Regions from separate parts of the Mus musculus genome. Here region 2 is linked to region 1. Evidence: chromatin loops called from intact Hi-C (ENCODE). Cell type or tissue: left cerebral cortex. All regions are shown on one strand. Links, peaks and the distances in the headings refer to the core of each region. The heading gives the core; the rest is flanking DNA.

Region 1 (2,811 bases), core at 286-2,785:
AATTGAACTGATTCCTCTAGAATCATAATTCTTTACCTCACTTTTGTAGACACTGTCATTCAGACTCTGGGTGGTGCGATGCTAAGACTCTGGCAAGTGTAATTACATAGACTAGGATATTAAATACACTGTTTCATGATGATAAACTACAAAATTACTGTCTCTGAGCTTTCAACCTACCAACTTGCATAATAGTTTTGAGACAAAATATTACCCACTGTCACACAAAGAACATATATATGGGAACACAATATATGAAAACTGTTATTCACTAATTCTGAATAAAGTTGAGTCTAGTAATGAAAATTATCTTGACATAAAAAGATTGAAGGCTGAAGAAATCAATTTATGTTGGTAATTTAAATAATTTATGCGCTTCAAATTTATCTTATAAACATGCAATAAATTATGATTGCATAGAAATGTTTGTATATATGACTGAAATCTATGCTTATGTATGCTATAAGTTGTCAAAAATCAAATACATAAAACTTTTGTGAATAACCCCAGTATAAACTATGTAACATTGCCCTTTTAGCAAGTGAGCCAAGTTAGAAAACTCAGTAGAAAGCAGAGACATCATAAAAAGAAAATAATTGTGTGTGCGACCTGTGTTCATGAAACAAAACTTAGCACAGTTCAAAATGGGCGATGCTTTGGTTTATCACTTCTGGATTTTTGGGGGGGTGGGGGGTCAGTATTCTTGTCCTGAGACCTTCACATCTGAAGAAAAGAGCATCCTCAATAATTGTGAGATAAAAGAAAATAGTTTCCCTGTTACCCATCAACCTCCAGACCCCTCTGGCATGAGCCCAGCAGAGCTTTTAATAAGGGAAAGCCCCAAACCTTTGTGTGTGTGTGTGTGTGTGTGTGTGTGTGTGTGTGTGTGTGTGTGTGTGTGTGCAAATGTAAATTCAGTTTTCATTTGCTCCCCTGTTATGTTCAGATCGGTAGAATGGCACATGCTTAAACAACTAGGGTGCAGTCCCTTCTGAATGATGAATATGTAGGTTATAGGAAAGGGAATGGCCCATATGAGGAATAGGTAAAAGACAAGGAAATGATAGAGACTTGTCAGTGCGATGGGTCCTGTCGACTCTTAGGAAGCACGCAGAGAGCAGACCACCTGGTTAGTTTCACCAGGAGACTCTGCTTTCTTTAGGGACACGGTAGTGCCCGAGCCACAGAAGTATCCAGTGGGAAACAGAGCAGACTTGCATGGAAAGTCTGTGGGTGTCCTGATACTGCCCTCCCCCGCCTCATAGCCTCCTTCATAATTGCTCTCCTTTCCCAGTCCCGAAAGCTTCACTAGGAGGCAGCAATGATGCTGGCAGGAGTCGAAAAGTACCTGGCAGCATCAAACCAGGCAGATCCACTTTCTTCTTCTCAAAGGCATAGGGAGGTCCAGGTCCCAGTGTGAACCTAGACGCCTCCCCCTCCCCCCCCCCATCTTTTCAACGTTCTCCTCCCCACTTCCTCCTCCTGCTTCTTCCTCCTCCATCTCCTCCTCTCCTTTCCTTTTGCTCCATCCTCACTCTGTATGATATTTTAATCTACAGGTTTCAGGAACCCAACCTTCAGGATACTTTCAACACTTAGAGGCCAAGCCTCATGGTGGGATCCACGTGGAATCGGGGCGTCTAAAACTATCCTTAAGAGAACCTTGGGGTCCAGCTCTTCAGCAGGTGCTAGGAAAGAGTCATCTTTCGCTCGAAATGCAATGCAGCTTGTTTGACCTGCTAAGAAGGGAATGATGACAGCAGCCAACCTTATTTAGGCTTTAGTGACAGCTCTGCTTTCCCAGTCTTTTATCCTACGGGGGGGGGGGGGGGGGCAGGGCGATACAGGTTCCAAATGGATTAAACAGGCAAGAAAAGTGAGTTACATCAGAGGGTACAAATATAGGCTTTCGTATCATTTTGAGATTTCAGTCCCCGATTTTCATCGTTTCTGCTGTGCTTACAAAGCTAAGGTTGTACTGATGAGGTTGTACAAGGAGGTTGGCACTGGCTAGAAGAGCTTTCCCTAATGACTACACTAGAAACACCAAAATTGTCTCTTTCTGACTCTTCGGCCCCACCCAAGGCCCTCAGCCCTACCCCCGCCAGGAAAACCTTTCTAAATTTAAGAGAGGCAGTTGCACAAAATCCCAATTTTAAGCTTCAAGAACCCTGCAAAAATAGCAGAAAGCTTTAATCTCTGTAGATAAGTGCTTTTAAGGGGGTAGATGGGGAGGGTTGAGGGTTGGTTGCTAGGCTGAGGCAAATCCAGAACCACAATCCTGTCATGTGACTCGTGACGTTGGCAGGGCGGGGCCACTCATCAGTTACATCAGCAGCGCGGTCTGTTTATTAGGAGAAGAACAAATCTGAGAGGATTCCTCCTGGATGCCCTTCCTTCTGACTGGGGACCTGTCTGTGGATGCCTTGGGGTTCATTCAGAGAGTAGTTTTCTTATTTCCCAGCTGCTAGGACTTAGTTCTTAGCCCTCTCTGCGCTTTTTGAGAAGTACTATAGAGTAAGAGTCACACCCCAGTTTATGGATTGGAAAGGCGCCTTAGAGTAGGTGATTCCTCAGTAGTCGTCCTATGGCAGGCAACAGAAGGACATCAGCTGCGCAGTCACTGCTGGGTGACTCAGTGTGCAGACCCTCCTGCATTCCTGTGACTGACTTAGGGCCGGTCCTCTGAGGGTCCATCTTCACAGCCCGATGTAGCTCTCTCCTGAGAGGCTCTGCCAGTGCCTGACAAACACAGAAGTGGATGCTTACAGCCATCCACTGGGCAGAGCACAGGGTCTCCAATGAAGGAGC
Region 2 (2,811 bases), core at 25-2,524, 80 kb after region 1:
CTCACAGCCTCAGCTGGGAGAAGATTTGTTAAACTGCTCTACGCGCTTTGGAAAACTGCCCAGGATGCACCAATCCTGACAAAGCAGAGATCCCGCCTCCTCTGCATGCTGCTTGAGTCTCCTAGAATCGCCTTCAGTGCGCCACAGTTCACGTGGTTCGTGGTTCGCCAGAAGCTTTGGTTAGGAGGAGGTGAGACACAGGTGTGGGGCACAGAGAGTCCCACCTCTATTCCCCACAGCCAGGGCACATAGTGGTTTTCCAGGCTCTACGACCTACCATTCCTTGTTTCATCCTTCAAATGATCTTAAAGAAAGATTCTAAGATAGCCATACTGGAGCAGGGGGTAAATATGGAGGCGTGTGATGCGTGAAGTAGGAGTATTGGAAGCTCTGTGTCTGCTTTCATAGCTGAGCCTTAATGTGGACAGAGCTAAGATAGGTTAGAGGAGGCCTCGAGGGTCCCCAAAGATGGCGAGGATGTCCAAAACGAAAACCTTGCACACAATGCCAGCTACCTGGCGTAGTCTTTCTTTGCGTCTGTCCTTAGCCCAGCGCAGTTGGTCACAACCCCAGAAGGGATGCCATCTCTGGGTTACAGGGAGATTTCTAGTGGTAAGTGTGGTTGTGGAGGAAGGGCAAGGCTGTGCACGGCATAGGTATCCACTAACCTTAAAGATGGGTTCAAACTGTTGCGTAACTTTGGTTATCAAGGATTTAGGCTAACGAATTTACCTGCATGGCTTCCGGTTAATACCCAGGAACATATGAAAGATGTGAGTGAGGCAGGAGACTCCAAGAGATTAAGACATTTCTTTGGGGTGTAAACCTAGAAAATGGCACAGTCTTGACTTCTAATGGAAAACTCTAGTCTCCAACCACGTTACTATGTTTCAGCTTCTACATTTATTCAATATGAAGTATTTATTTAGTGTTTATTAATTAACCATATACCACGAGTTAACTCGAATATATGTAATATATGTATACATGTAATATATATGTGTATACACATATGTATACACATATGTATACATGTAATATATATGTGTATATATGTGTATATACATATATACATGTATATATGTGTGTGTATGTATGTATGTATATAATATATTAATGAATAAAGACAGACATGACCCTTGCCCTCAAGGGTGAAAACCTTTAGTTATGTGAAGTGGCTTTATCTCCTAGTAGGGTGAAAATAAGAGAACAAGTTAGAAACATGATCACAGACCATGATAAATGTTATGGCTGTCACTGAATATTTGAGATTGTGGTAAAATTAAAGTATTTCCTTGAGCATCTCGTAGTGCGTGGAAGGAGGTCCTGTGTAACGCTGCTCACGTTGAATTAATCTATAGCAGAAATTTTTTTTTCAGAAATTTTATTTTAAGGGAGTTTCTTTCCATTTAGTTCTTTTATTTGCTCTGAGATCATCCCATGCTGAACCTAACCCAGTCCCACTTCCCTGCCTCTCAAAGCCAAAGGTATTTTTAAAATCCACTTCACATAACTAAAGCTTTTCTAAAATATCCCTGTGAAATGGAGCCAGCCACAGAAAAGCTGAGATTGTGTCCTAGCAGCCGCTGAAGGAACCACACTGAAGACTGTCTCTCTTCCAGCAACGTCACCGTCTTCTTTTCACTGGCGGAGCTGTGTGAAAATCTCTCAAGGAAAAGGGACAGGATATGAGTTAAACCCATCATTTGAAAGACAAGTATATCAGATGAGCAGAGATGGAAGCAGTATTATTATGTTGTGCTATTAACATTGTTCTTCCTTGTAGTTGTGAGATTTGGATCTGGGCAATCTTTGTCCTTTATATTCACAAATACCTTGTAGGAAGGGAGGTGGGTGATGCCAGGGTTCCCACCATTCCCTAAAGAGCTTTTAAATGGAAAATGCCTGCCATAGACCTGTGTGCCTGAGACTCGGTGTTTAATTAGATCAGCATCTCTCAGGTGCCCAGGTTTCCCAGAGATAGACATTGTGTAAACACAAGGTATTATTAATGTTATCATAGTATCATTATGGCGTTGTAATTGTGTGGATTCTCCCATAAAGCTACCTAGGATGGGATCCTATCCCAGGCCATTACTGTCTAGTGCTTTGAGCTTAGATGAAAGGTACGTACGGCTGCCTTGTGTCGTTAGCATCATTATAGTGGTTATTATTGCACTTAGAATTATTGAAGAATGAACCAATTTTCAAATTCATCTCAAGATCTCTCCAGGTTGTTTTCTTTCATGTTTACTTTGTGACTTGGACAATGAGCTTTACCATGTTGGTTCAGAGATGTGGGGTACAGTAACCCCTACAGCTCCAGATGAGAGGGAGTCAGGCAGAGTCCCCAAGGATGGCTGTTACCATCCCTGATCACCTGCTGAAGCCTGCAGGAGTCCTAGGCCTTAGGCAGCAACCCTTGAGTGAAATTTTCTGGTCAAAGCCAACTTTGAGTGACTCTCTGTGCGTGTGCCACCTATAGGAGCCATAAATGCTATTCTCAAACAGATTACAGTGGGATCCATCTCAGAAAGAGGAAGAAAGAGGAGCTACAGAGCCAAACAGCACACCAGAGACTAATTTTAGGAGATTAAAGCAGTTGAGTCATCACGAAGTATACCAGCTGGGAAGGTTGCACCGTTTATTTGAGGAGGTACTCATAAATTCAAAGATTTATGTCATCCATGATGAAAATGCAATTTTGGAGTTTGTGAGTTTGGGATCAGCTCCATTTTATCTTACTGTGTTCTGACAATGTCATATTCAAAGGTCAGTTTCATTGATTCTATTGTATTGGCTTTTCCCTCA

What was found. Peaks named below come from ENCODE experiments on the same cell type or tissue, not always from the same donor. Only the 100,000 strongest peaks of a DNase experiment are listed, where the experiment ranks them.
Region 2: a loop joins it to region 1, with 2.0 times the contacts of the local background. A loop is called at or near these places in 2 of 42 quality-filtered maps.

What each region holds. Positions count from the first base shown.
Region 1 is chr14:118,238,249-118,241,059 of GRCm38, forward strand. All of the region lies in intron 1 of Gm4675 (predicted gene 4675), which reads left to right. Among named protein-coding and RNA genes, the nearest start is that of Sox21, 2.6 kb to the left of the region's middle. In left cerebral cortex, for the core only: a CTCF peak has its summit at 1,301; no DNase peak of the experiment used is centred there.
Region 2 is chr14:118,318,714-118,321,524 of GRCm38, forward strand. No RefSeq gene overlaps it. Among named protein-coding and RNA genes, the nearest start is that of Gm32093, 2.6 kb to the right of the region's middle. In left cerebral cortex, for the core only: a CTCF peak has its summit at 1,569; DNase peaks (open chromatin) are centred at 55 and 1,574.